Linked DNA regions of Homo sapiens: region 1 is linked to region 2. Evidence: chromatin contacts called from ENCODE Hi-C or POLR2A ChIA-PET data. All regions are on one chromosome and are shown on one strand. Each heading gives the region's core, a stretch centred on a gene start or an enhancer-like site at or near the end of the contact. The rest is flanking DNA. Distances are from core to core; before and after follow the strand shown.

The links. Hi-C counts contacts between places; a loop is a spot of excess contacts on that map. ChIA-PET counts read pairs that join two places held with the same protein, here RNA polymerase II (POLR2A). Pooled maps may share reads with other maps.
Region 1: a loop to region 2 is called in a map of ascending aorta, with 3 times the contacts of the local background. The contact joins the promoter of HEPH here to the enhancer-like site in region 2. A Hi-C loop is called at or near these places in 1 of 168 maps with a recorded cell type or tissue (ascending aorta) and 9 of 50 pooled maps. POLR2A ChIA-PET finds 5 or more read pairs at or near these places in 1 of 52 experiments (MCF 10A).

What each region holds. Positions count from the first base shown.
Region 1 is chrX:66,160,062-66,167,306 of GRCh38, reverse strand. HEPH (hephaestin) reads right to left here and starts at 3,060. Exons shown (of 21, transcript NM_001367233.3): 1 at 2,837-3,060.
Region 2 is chrX:65,592,022-65,598,991 of GRCh38, reverse strand. It overlaps a transcript of MSN not described here. Among named protein-coding and RNA genes, the nearest start is that of LAS1L, 61 kb to the right of the region's middle. Within about 2 kb of position 2,536, at least 20 of the 41 ENCODE cell types and tissues checked have a DNase peak (open chromatin) inside an H3K27ac peak, as active enhancers do; they include ascending aorta, where a contact is called at or near this core.

The DNA of each region.
Region 1 (7,245 bases), core at 1,811-4,310, 570 kb before region 2:
TGCCACCTAACATACCCCTAGCAGTTTCCAGATTACAATGTGTTTTTCATATCTGCCATCTTATATAATTCTCAAGATCTTGAGAGATAAGGAATACTTACTCGATTTTGCATCCAGGGCACAGGCTTTGGTATCAGGCTACCTAAGTGAATCTTGGCTCCATTTTTCCTAGCTGTATGACTTGGGAAACTTCTTCATTTATTTAGCCACAGTGTCTTTATTTTTCAAATGGTATTAATACTATTAGCTACCTCATAGAGTTTTGTGGGGATTAACTTAATTAAGATCTGTAAGTACTTTAAGGGCACATGTAAGTGATCAAAAGGTATTAGTGGCTATTACTATTGCAAGTAAGGAAATAGTTTGGAAATGAAACTTGCCAGGGCCATAAAGATTTTCCATTTTATGAATAGCAATAAATATGTGCACACTCATAAATTCCCATATATGGTAACACATTCTAAGCATACAGGAATATAAACATAGGTATGAAAATGCACACAGCCCAAGCTGAACTCTCTTCTTGGAAACAACATGGTATAATGTAAAGAACTAGAACTTTTGAGTCAGACAAACTTAGGTTTAAGTACTGTTTTACTCTATATCTAAATAAGATAAATTTTTGCAGCAGCTGGGACTTAGTAGGCACCTGATAAGTATTTTTCTTCCTTCTAATTATTGACATCCTTTCTATCCTCCTCAAATTTGAATTTGTCATTGTTATTGCTGCTGTTTAATTTGGTTTTATCATATACTAAAAGAGCAGAAAAAATGAAAAACCCATAAAATCCTTTATAACCACTTAGATGTTAGGCCAGGCACAGTGGCTCACGCCTGTAATGCCAGCACTTTGGGAGGCCGAGGTGGGTGGATCACCTGAGATCGGGAGTTCAAGACCAGCCTGACCAATATGGAGAAACCCTATCTCTATTAAAAATACAAAAAATTAGCTGGGCATGGTGGTGCATGCCTGTAATCCCAGCTACTCGGGAGGCTGAGGCAGGAGAATCGCTTGAACCTGGGAGGCGGAGGTTGTGGTGAGCCGAAATCGCACCATTGCACTCCAGCCTGGGCAACAAGAGTGAAACACGGGTCTCAAAAAATAAATAAATAAAATAAAATATAACCACTTAGATATTTCATGGTACAGTGGAAAGCGTTCAGGCACCAGAAAATAGTAAGTTCTAGCTCTGGATTCATCATTTATTGGTTATATAACCTTGAACAAGTCCCTAACTTCCTGAGCCTCAGTTTCCTCATGTCTTAAATGAGGATTGTCTCTACTTTGGGCCCCTCATTAGTTTGTAATAAAGGTCAAATAATATGAAAGATGTGAAAGCCCTGTGTAAGCTTTTCACTTGGGCAAGGATATTTTTTTTCTCAGCTAAGCCCATAGAGAAGAACCAGACTGATGAGGAAAAAGAACAGGAAGAAATAAAAGGAGAAATGAAATAAGTAAGTTGAGAAAGAATCCTGGAAAAAAGTAAAAAATACAAAATAAAAAGGAAGGCAGAAGGAATAGGCACTCAAAGGAAGGAAAAAAGAAAGAAAAATTCTAGGCTATTTGGATAGTTTAGTTAAGATATACTGAAACCTTGTGCCAACCTGGAGAGAAGATCAGCCAATATAAAGTTAAGCCTCCCTTACCTTTACCTTACCTTCCTGCCATCCCAGTGTCACCTGGGTCTGGTCCCTATTATTCATAACAATTTGCATTGCTGTGTTCCCTAGAATTTGCAAACTGTTCCTTTATTGCGACAATGCTCTTTTCTCTCCCTCCATCTCCCTTTCTCAGTTATACTACTTTGGGCTAGACAGGCTCATCCTAAACAAAGGATTACTCAACTGAATAAAGGAATGCTGAGCCATCTTTGGGGCCCTGTCTTCAATCTCTCAGCAGCCTTCCTAATAAACCCTCCATCAAAATTCACCTTTTGGTCCTCTGCTTTCTTAACTCTGTGATAGAAAACATACCGATTTGAAGTTAAAGACCTTGATTCAAATCCTATCTCTTGTCTGTGATAGCTATGTGACCTTTCAATAAATTATTTTAGCCTTAGTCATCTCATCCAAAAAATGGGATGATATTTTTTTCACAGGATTGTCTTGAGGCCCAAATAAAACCATGGATATTTGAGTCCCTAGCAAAAGGATTGCTTGTCATATAATAGATGCTGAGTAATGAAAAACTGAACGTGTTATAGATTCACACATGCATGAAACCTTTAGAAACCATCTTTTTCAATCACCCTCATTTGATGTATAAAAAACTGATACCAGAGAGGTGCAAGGATTTGCTCAAAGTCACGCAGCCAGTTGTTAAAAATAGCCAGAATTTGAACCAATGATTTCTAAAAGATTTTTGCTATGTAGAAACTAAGACTACTCAAATTCAGATGTTTAGCTTAGTTAAGCTATCATTTATTGGCTTACTCTGTGCCAATCTGGTCTCAAAATATGAAACCAAACATGGTTATTTTTAAGTAACTGAGTTCCCACTTACATAATCCTCAGATCCATCACCTCAATAAATTCCTCAACCTGTGAAACAGAAGATGAGCAAGCTATTTCGACAGGAAAATGAACTATTCTGTATGGCTCCAGGATTGGCCCTGAAACAGACAAGCCAGTGTAGTCCTGGCTATTTTGGCGAGAGGAACAAAAGGAGCCTATTGTCTCCTTTAACTTTCCTGCACATCAGCCAAACCTCCTCCAACTTTTTGGCCACTGACTTTTTCTCCTAGTGGCCAGGACTCCCTTAAACCCAGCTAAATAAACGTTTTTGCACAGGAAGGCAGGTGAGGTAGAGTTTGAAAAGAGAGAAAAGAAAGCTTACCTTTGCTAGAGAAAACTACTCCATATTCATGTCAGCGGCCCATTAATGCTGCACTGCAGACCCCAGCCTGAGTCCGCCAGCCATGTTCAGTCAGTATCTTGGTTACAGGGCCTTTCTCCTAAATTAAGTCCAGGATTCCAATTTGGCAGGGTTTACTGGGATGGGAGGATGAGGGAGGGGGAAGGGCTGGGTGCCCTCTTTTCCAGAAACAAAACTACTGGAATGTCCTGTTCCTCTGGGGCCTGGTTTGATACAAAACCCGGGATGGTTCTTTACCCATATCCGGGTGTTTTACAAATCCTGGTTAGGATCTCAGGAGGAATTACAAGGGGGTGGGTTGTACTTCTGTTATCAGGACTTGCTAATTGGTCTTTGCTGAGAGGAGAACACTGTCAGTGTGGCCAGCCAAAGCTCATGGGTAGATTTCAACAGCTCCATTTAAGAAATGAGGTAGAAATTGAAAGAGCCTCCATCTCACCACCTCTTCCCCTTCTTGCTCTGAAGCACAATTGTCAGCCCTGACTATTATTCTGAGGTCATGGCTGCTTAGTCATAAGTAAAAATAAAATTGGCAATAAAACAAAGGACTTTTTTTCTACATTCTAAGCCCTATGTTAACCATTTTACATGCATTCTCTTATTTAAGTCTCACAATTATCCTGTGAGATGAATACTCTAATTCTCTCTATTTTACAACTGAGGAAAATTCAGCTCTGAGAGGGAAGGTAACTTGTCCAAGGTCACACACTTAGGAAGTAAAAGAGAAGAGAGATTTGCTGGGTCTGTCTAAACTTTTAACCATGAAACCACCACACACAATGTGCTGCTTAGGGGAGAAACACAGTACTTTCAAGGGGGTAGAAGGGACTTCACAATTATTGAAAGCCTACTGGCCACCAGTCACTGGTGGATTTTTTTATATATACATTAACTTTGCCTCCGTCATTTCTAGCAGATTCTAGAGTGAAATTTTATATTAACTATATTTAACATTTTCCACCTGAGGAAACCAGATATAGCTAGAAGATAGCCTGGATTAACACAGGTCAACACCCTAAAAACTAAGACATGGAAGAATTGAAAATACTAAAAAGAAAAAAAAAACAAAATGTTCCCCCAACAATTCAGGGTAAAACTGGAGTCTGGATTTGTTTAAAGTCAAAGGTCATTCCCATTCCTGGTGGAAAGAGAGAAGAGTGAAAAGTCACTGTCCTGAGTCAAGTGACCAAGGTTCTCGCCCCACTTGCTCTAGGAGTAATCAGCTATGTGGATTTTGTGGATTTGGCCCACTCCCTTCTCTTCTCTGGGCCTCTTTCTATTTCTACAATGAGGGTCTTAAACTAGATATGGACCCTCCCAGCCCTGTAAATTTACACATCTAGAATTCCATGAAGAAAGTATAGTCTAGATATTAAACATAGAAGATAAAGAGGTTTCAAAGACACAAAGTATAGGGAAAGAATGAGTGGGGAGCAATTTGTGGCGACAGGTCTGAGAATACTATGCCTCTCTAAAAAGGACTGCATCTACCCAACAGACCCAGGTATAGGAAGGGGACAGGTATGATGGGGGTTCCACCACCTGATATTCTTACTTTGTGATGAGGAGATCTTGGCTAGGAGCAGACACTTTTCTCCAGGCAGGCTGGGCACATTTTCCTCTTCTGAATTTAAAGTGTCTGGAGCAGGGTCCAGGGAAGAGAACATTCAGAAGACTGAGGTGGTAGGGCAAAGTCTGGGTCATAAACCACTAGAGATTCTTAAGTGTGCTCAGACACTTAGGCGCTGCCCCATGGACTGCAACTCAGACCAAGGCAGGTGGAAGCACCAGTAGGAAGGAAGGAGGAGCCACCAGCCTCAACTCCCTTAGAAATGCTCAGTGGTCAAGGGAAGCTTAGCCAAGCCATGGCAGCCCCTAGAATTATCTGCCTCGCACACATGTGAACCTTGAAGCAAGAAAGGGGAAGTGGAGACAAAACTGATTAAGCTGAGATCCAAGTCCAAGCTCTAAGGCATTTATGACAGGGAGGGGAAGGGATAAGGCCTCTGCTCTGACTCATGAAAGACAACAAGAACAGGTCATAATAGACTTGAATCAACACAGTGAAGACTGCAGGAGGCCAGGTAGGCCAGGTTTCCAGGTTTGTATTATTCATTCACCAATTTCACTGAGAGTACAAACAGCACCCACCTTTTCTGCAAATCCGGGGTACATTTCTGGTTCCTTCTCCTGGAGGTCACTTGAAAAACATTTTAAAGTTGGTGTCTACAGACCAGAGGTTGGCAGATTTTTTCTATAAAGGGCTAGCTACTAAATCATTTATTTCCAGAGCATACAGTTTCTGTTTGCCATAACTACACAAATTTGTCTTTGTAGCTCTCAAGGTATATCATTGTGCCAATAAAAATTAATTTACAAAACAAGCAGCAGGCTAAATAGACTTTTTTTTCAATATAGACATTTGCAATATGGCATCACTGTTAAGAGCATGAAAACTGAAATCAGATATTCTGAACTGAAATCCCAACTCTGCCATTTCCTGATTCTATGATTAAAGTAATTTAATCCCCCTAAACCTCAGTTTTCAAATGGAGATAATAATATTACCTATTTTATAAGACTGTTATAAGAACTTAAATAAGGCTATACGTATTAACTATTTAGCACAATAACTGGAACATAGTAAAGGCAAAAATTAGAGTTATAATTTTTAATTTTTCAATTCTAAATAATTGTTGAAATCTAAATAATTATTTCCTCGTTAGGACACAAACTGTATTAACTTGTGTCAAAAAAGAAGAATGTTTCAAGAATCCTGGCTTCACATTCTAGTTATGCTACTAAAGAGCACACAGTGACCCTGGACAAGTCTTTTTGCCTTTCTATCACTCAGTTTCTTCACCTATAACATGAAAAAGGTGGTCTAGATTTGGGTTTCTCAAAATTAATTTTGGCAGCAGAACCCTTTCCCCAAACAGAATCTTAGTAAACACCCACTACTTATGGAAGATGAAAGTGATTTGTTCTAGGTAAGGCAGGGAAGGAGATAGAAATGGGCAAGGGTGAAGAGACAGAGGAACCTGTCCACTGGGTATGACTGGTTTCCTAGACAATGTGATTGTGTCTGGAGCACCAGTAAGAAATGTCTAGGACACTAAAAACAGATTGGAAAACCGTAAGACCAGAATATCCTTAAGGGTCCTTCATGTGTTAAACTCTGTCACTAGAACATCTTTTCGTTTATTCATTCAACCAATATTTCCAGGTTACTCATCTATGGGCCATCAATAACACATGGCCCTGGGGTGGCTACAAAGAGGAGAGGACCCCAGGGACCTTCACATTAGAGTCAACATGGTCTAGGGTGAGAAGCATGGCATTTGGAGTCAGAAAGACTAAGGATTGTATCTTGGCTGCCTTTTTCTGAGCTATGTGACCTCGGGCAAATCACTTAACTTTTTCGAGCCTCTGGTCCCTCATCTGCAGAACAGGAATAATAACACTTCCATGACTGAAATATTGTGAGGATTAAATCAGCTGGCATTTGTGTGAACCCTTAGCACAGTGCTCAGCATGTTCAGACCCCCAGTAAATGTTGTTTTCCTTCCTATATTTTCCACAGTTAAATTTTGTGACAGTATCAGGTACCAGGAGAAAATTAAAAGCCATGGGCAGTGCCTTGGCACAGACAGTCTAACCCCTTTACCTCAGGATCCTCTGATGAGCTTGCCCTTAGCAGTTTCTTAAAAAGAAGACCTCTGGGGAAAGGTGGAGGGGTGCAGGGAAGAGGGGGTTGTCCCCCAGAAACCACATCTCTGAAGCCACTCCCCACCACCACTTCTGACCAGCAGACTCTGTTATGCTTTGGAAAGGTTGCTCTGCATTGCTGTGATGTGTGACAGCCCTAGGCTTGCTCTGGGTACACTGTTTGGTTCTTGTACTCTGGCTCTTGAACTCCACTTGCTGCTTTCCCTAGTCCTCCAAGGCTGTAGGCCTCAAACTTGAACATGTACCAGAATCCCTTATAGGATTTGTTAAGGCATTGAGTTTTTGCTTCAGTAAGTCTTGGGTGAGGCCCAGGAACTTGCATTTCTGGCAAGTTCCCAGGGGATGCTGCTGCTGCTGGTTTGAGGACCACTGCTGGTTTGAGGACCACTGCTGTAAGGGATGCTTGCTCTGAAGCTCACCCCCCAACCTCCCACCACCACCAGCTTACTTGCATCTGCAGACTGATTCTTTAGCTCCAGACTCACCTGGTCTTTGAGTATTCACTCTTTGGCCCTAGGTCAAAAATATATTTTATTCAGCTTCCTGGTACCTCATTCATGTGGCGTCTCCCTGAGAGTCCTCCCAACACCTATTTCCCCACTCCCTTTGCCCAAGAATCTTTCTGCTTGCCTGGGTGAAGC
Region 2 (6,970 bases), core at 1,287-3,786:
TGGTTGTTGTTTTCATCCTTCAAGCCCTGACCCACAAGTCACCTCCTCCATGAAGTCTGCCTCTAATCTCCCAAAAGTGCTGTGTAATAGAACCAAACTTACCCTAGTCAGCCTTAATAGGCATGCATGTATGTTGTATGTCTTCGTCCTCAGAGGAAAGCTGATGGGGGAAGAGGGCAAAACTCCCTGATGCCAGTGCCTCTTCTGCAGCAGACAATGTGCTGGCACTCTTCCTGTGTTATTACATTGCCCGCAGTCCCTCAAAGACAGACTGACAAACCTCAAGACCTCTAGACTCTCAGGCCAGTCTGTTTTGAACTACTCTATCCTAGTCTTGGGTTTGAGTCCTGGCACTTCCACCAGCTTGCTGTGTGACTATGAACAAAGCTCAATTGCTCTCTGGCCTCGATTTTTTCAAGGGTTCTTTCACTTCTAGATCCTATTCAAGACGTAGGATTTTATGCAACTTCTCTCATGCGGCTGCCTGGGACTAGGTATGTCCACTATCATATTATCATATTCATTCATATTTTTTCTCTCTCTCTGTCTTTCCTTGTTTCTGTCTCTTTTCCCCTGTTTTTCTCTCCTCTCTCCTCTTCCCTTCTCTGTTTCTTTCTCTCTTCTGTTTCTCTCTCTGTGTTTCTTTCTTTTTCTTCCTGTCTCTGTCTGTTTCTGTCTGTCTCTAATTCCTGCTCTCTATTTTTATCTCTCCTCCATTTTTTCCTCTTTAGTCTTTCCCTCTTCCCCCCGACCCCACCTCTTTCTTTCTTTTCTCTGTCTCTTTGCCTCTTCCTTTATGCCTCTCTCTTCTCCTTCTCTGATTCTGTCTCTGTTTCATGAACTTCAACCTCAGAATCTGGCTAAATAACTTCCAATCCAAAATAGTTCTGGTGCTTCCTGAGTGTTGCTGGTAAGGAGAGGTAGAAATGGGGTCCCTCTGAGGTTTTCAGAAAGCCCAAGTTCCCTGCTCCTTGGGAAGGGTACCTCACAAAGTTAAGGAGGAAGACAGCAGGATGAAAGGTCTCATAACAGGCCCAGCGGGCTCCTACCCTCCAGCCTTTTACCCAAAGAAACAACACTGCCCACAGATTACAAAGTGTCTTCATCTCCTAAATGATCTGAGCCAGAAGTTCTTAGAAACTATATTCCTACTGTCTTCTGACCCCATCCCACAAAATCATTTTGCAGATGTGAAAACTGAAGCCCATGCATAGGAAAGGACTAGCTCACTATTACACAGTGAAGTAACAGAACTGGAACTAGAATGTTAGTGTTCTGACTCCTAATCAATCTCTGAAAAGGTTATAAAATTGATTCAATGTCTCCAGCCAAAAAGCACTATTGGACTGGGCATGGTGGCTCACACCTGTAATCCCAACACTTTGGGAGGCCGAGGTAGGAAGATCGCTTGAGCCTAGGAGTTTAAGACCAGTCTAGGCCACATAGCAAAACCCCATCTCTACAAAAAAAATTAAAAATTAGCTGGGCATGGTGTTGCATGCCTGTGGTCCCAGCTACTAGGGAGGGCGAGGTGGGAGAATCACCAGAGCTCAGGAGGTTGAGGCTGCAGTGAACTGTGATCACACCACTGGACTCCAGCTTGGACTATAGGGCCAGACCCTGTCTCAAAAATAATAAAACAAGGCTGGGCCAGGTGGCTCACATCTGTAATCCCAGTGCTTTGGGAGGCCGAGGTGGGAGGATCACTGGAGTCCTGGAGTTTGAGACCAGGCTGGGCAACATAGTGGGATGCTGTCTCAAAAAAAAAAAAAGAAAGAAAGAAAAGAAAAGCCAAGCATGGTGGTCCTAGCTACTCAGAAGAGGCTAAAGTGAGAGGATCACTTGAGCCCAGGAGGTTGAGGCTTCAGTGAGCTGTGACCAAGTTCTGCACTGTAGCCTGGGGAACAGAATGAGACTCTGTCTCAAATAAATGTATAAGAAATAAATAAAATAAAATAAAGCACTGTTGGAGTTATTTTTCTAGTAGAAGAAGAGAAAGCTGAGGATTGAAATGGGCAGAGTGGTGACTTAATCAATATCCAGATTGTGAACACTTAAAGGCAGGGTTTCTGTCACCTTTGTCTCCAATGAAAGCCCAGTACAGTATCTGGCCCCAGCTCAGTGATTAATAAATGAGGGAGGAGCTGTCATCAGGCATTTGAGGGACACTGCTGTCTCCTCTGGGACTCTGGGTATTTATGCAGACACTCCAGAAAGCTGGAAATCAGAGGACTGGGGATTTAGTCTCAGTCAGTCCAACACCAGTTCAGGTCCCCCCTCATTCCCCCCACCCCTCCATAAATGAGTTTCTTCTTTATAAAAGAAGAGGTAATGGTATCTGCCTCATCTGGCTCCCTGGAGCTTGAGGAAGCTGAAATAAAAAAAAAAAAAGAAAAAGAAAAATAGGAAAGAGCTTTGACAAAACAAGACACTACTCTGCAAATGTGATGGCTGGATGCTGTGGTGATGTCCCAGCTAGCAATTATGTTCTCAGCGGCAACTGTGGGCAATGAGTGAGTCATCTTCTCACTCTCAAAGCCAGAGGCCTTGAAAGGGGAGAAATGAGGTGAGTCTTTTCTTAAGAGTTTTTTGGAGGGGACCAGAGCAGACTCCCTCCCTCCCAAACACACACACGTACACACTATGCCCCAGATTCCAGCCTCCTGGGGATTCATTCATAGTCAGCTTAAGCAAGGACTGCATCCCTACCTCTGTTATTTAATTCCAAGACACTGGGGTCCCTAAGTTATTGAGGTTTCTTGGAGACTAGAAGTCAGAGTCCCCAGTTTCCATTCAGTCCCAGTTCTACAGCCAGCCTTGGGCTCCGGTTCTGATTTTCACTAATTTACTCTGTGGCTTCAGGTAAATTAGATTCCCTCTCTGAACTCTTTTCATCTATAAAGAAAAAAAAAAACCAACAGGATGAACTAGATGCCTAACATTATGTTTCTGAATCTGGACTGGGATTCAGAAGACCTGGGTTTGAGTCCTAGCTCTATCACAACGACTGTACAACCTTAGTCAACTTCTTTCCGGGGCCTCAGTTTTCACAACTATAAAATGAGGCATTTGGGTTAGATGCTTGGCCGTGTGTTTCAAAAGTTCTGAACTGGCATTCAGGAAACGTGGATTCTAGCCCTAACTGCCACAGAGTGAATCACTGTCTGAGTTTAGACTGGTCTCATCTCTTCTCTGGGCCTGTTTCTCTATCTTTATCATGAGGATATTCAAATATAAGTTATCTAAACACACCCTCTGATTCTGACAGCCTGTGGTTCTAGAATTTTACAAGCACTGAAAAGGAAGTGAACAAAGGGAGAGGCCACACCCAGAGTGATTTCTCATAAACTGGCAAGTGGTTGCCCTCTATGGGTCTGACTTGGAAGTGCAGGCCCAACTAGACCACTTGCTGTAGCAACCGCTAAAGAACTGAGGCCAGAGGGGGGCGCAAGAGATCACTGAGTGCTTCACTAGATAGGGCCAGAATCAGGCTGAGGTAGGCCTACAGACCTCCCAGTCCCTCACAATGAGAGACATCCAGATAAGAAGTGTGTGCTGGGAGACTGGACCTTCTCTCCTAGTGACTAGAAACAAGAGGCTTTCCAGGGCTGTGCAGAGAGCATGGCCAGTACGGTCTCTGCCATGGGCGAAGTGAGTAAATGTCAGGGGTGTGGATGAATGGGGGTGGAGGGTGACTGTGCTATGAGAGTGGGTATGGGAACAAGTTAGTTCCATGGCTGAGAAGTTTTCACATGAGGGGCAAAGATATGGCAAGAACTGCTCAAATTAAAGTGCTTTTCAGCATCCCCATCTACTCCCTTCCCTCCTCAGAGAAGATAAAATGTATGCCTGGGCAGAAAAAAGGAGTGACCTTAGTGTGAGAGTGAGAACCTAATCATGAGAAAGACTAGGGAGTGCTTGGTATTCAGGGAAGGCCCTACTGTCTACAGGATTTGTGGTCTCAGTCTTGAGGTATCACTAAATTTGAGGGGCTTCTTGGACTCAGTATTGCAGGGCATTACATGCTGGAGGTGTAGGGTGGGTTCAGATATAGGGTTATGTTACAGAAACAGGTGCATACTAAGGCTTTCATGCTGTCATTCTATAATGTTTAATTATATAAGTAGCTCTAGGCAGGCCATGAAACACTGGGCTCCCCTCCCTCATCTCTCTTTCTTGGTTAAAAAGTCTGATCATCCAACTCAGATGCAAGGGAAACAACAAAGGCAGCCAGTGTTTCTTGTTGTGTGACAGGGATGGTTGCAGCCCTACTTCTCTCCTGATTCACTGTAGAAACCAGGTCAAGTTTTCAGCCTCTCTCTGGATCTCAGTTTCCCCACCTGAAACAGGAGTGAGCTGGACTTGATGAGGTTCCAGGTTTCTCCCAGCCCTGACATTCTATCTGGTTATTTTTATAATGTTCTGTGGTATTCTATGCTTCTCTGCCCCTACCCAAGTAGGGGCCACCAATTCCCAAAGGTCCTTTCAACCCTAATATCCAAGCCTACTCATTCAAGCTTCCAAGGCTTTCCATTACATCCTAGTCCCACCCCCACCACTTCATCCCACCACCATCCCCTCATGCCACTACCACCATTGCTGCTGCCTAGAACAGGGTACAGTCTTCTCTACTTTTATTTGGAAATTCTAACAACCCACCTCTGATGCTAATGAGTTGACAAAGATTGATACAGTATTGCTCTGAGGTGACAGAACTCCCAGTTCTGCCACTACTTGCCTTTGTGCCCTTAGGGAAATTCCCCCGCTTCTCTAAACTTCATTTTTTCCCAACTCTAAATTAAGGGCGGTGGACTAGAATGGTCTCTGAAAGCTGCAAATTGCTCCAACACCTTTCACTTCTAGGCAATGAGAAGGTCGAGATTGTCTTTGATGTTTTGCCATAATTCTGATCCTCTCTCAGTGTTCCTTAAACGGAAACCTCTCTGCCTACAACCTCCCACCTGATAAGTACCCACAGTTTCCACCAGCAACTCCTAGACCTGTCTCCTTCCCTTCCTCAACCTGGTCCCAACACAAACAAAAAGTTTTTCTCTCCCAATCAAGGTGTCTGTGAGTGATAATAGTTTATTGTGAGGAACAGACTCAATGAAGATAACAAACTGCTTTTTACCCTACCAAATAATTTGCCTGCCGGGTGCAGTGGCTCATGCCTGTAATCCCAGCACTTTGGGAGGCTGAGGCAGGTGGATCACCTGAGGTCAGGAGTCCAAGACCAGCCTGCGCAACATGGTGAAACCCTGTCTCTACTAAAAATACAAAAATTAGCCGGGAGTGGTGGCATGCGCCTGTAATCCGAGCTACTCAGAAGGCTGAGGCAGGAGAGTCGCTTGAACCTGGGAGGCAGAGGTTGCAGTGAGCTGAGATCATGCCATTGCACTCCAGCCTGGGTGACAGAGCAAGACTCCCTCTCAAAAAAATAATAAAATAAAATAATTTGTCTATAAGGTCTTGTCATTAGTTTATTGCACCACCCCACAACTGCTGATTCCCACAAGCCTCTCCCAGAAAAACCACAAACAGACCCTGGGACGGAGACTTTGAAGGATATTTTGAAGGATATTTTATTTAAAAGTTTTTTAAACAGAATTATTCTCACAGCTTCAGCAACAGCAAGGACTCAATTCAACCTCCCAGTCCAGACTAGTTGCTTGGGGTACTTCTCAGACAACCCAGTGGCTTGATTTGAAGTCATACCTGAGATGGTCCCTTCTCTTCCTCCTGGAAGCCATTTCCAAAAGATGTGTATGGTGGGAAGCACCACAGGAAAAGGAGGGAGGAAAAAACATGCAGGTAGTTAAAAAAAAAAAAAAGTAGAAGAGGTGGGAAGGTAGCAGCGGGGATTGGGGTAGCCCCATTGTAGGTACTAAAAAGTGTTTGGAAAAAATAATAAAGAATTAATAAATAAGCAAAATCAAAATTGGTCTTGGTTTGAGATGGAGTCCCTCTCTGTCTCCCAGGCTAGAGTGCAGTGACGTGATCTAGGCTCATTGCAACCTCCTTCTCCTGGGTTCAAGCGATTCTCCTGCCTCTGCCTCCTGAGTAGCTGGGATTACAGGCGTGCACCATCATACCTGGCTAATTTTTGTATTTTCAGTAGAGACGAGGTTTCACCATATTGGACAGGCTGGTCTCGAACTCCTGAGCTCAAGTGATCCGCCCACCTTGGCCTCCCAAAGTGCTGGGATTACAGGTGTGAGCCACCGCACCCAGCCTCAAAATTGTGTTTTTAATCTGGAAGAGGAAATTGCTTGCCGATTGTTGCCAAAAATCCCAGTTTCTTCATTCCTGTCCATGTGATGTGCAATGATAACATTTCATATCTATAGGTGATTACATACTGTTATCATGGCTGAGGTATTGTGACTAATATTGACTAATACATTGTGATTAATGATGGCTAATACTATATCTAAAATATTATGAAAAAGTCACAGAGATGAGGACGAGTGGGCAAGGATAAAATGGGATGAAGAGAGAGACCAGGCACAGTGGCTCACACCTGTAATCCCAGCACTTTGGAAGGCCGAGGTGGGCAGATCACGAGGTCAGGAGTTCGAGACCAGCCTGGCCAACATGGTGAAATCACATCTCTACTAAAAACACAAAAATTAGCTGGGTGTGGTGGCACGTGCCTGTAGTCCCAGCTACTCGAGAGGCTGAGGCAAGAGAATTGCTTGAACATAGGAGGCAGAGGTTGCAGTGAGCCAAGATGGCGCCACTGAACTCCAGCCTGGAAACAGAGCGAGACTCCATCAAAAAAAAAAAAAAAAAAAAAAAAGGGATGAAGAGGATATCATGCAGTTAGAGTACTTTGGTTCAGACCTGACTGACCCGCATCTGCTTGGAGTCTCTGAGGACCTTCAAAGGCCTTCTTACAGCTCTAAGGAGCATTTGTCCCAGGAGCAGTACGGGGAGCAATGCTACAATCTGGCTATGCTTGGGCACTGAA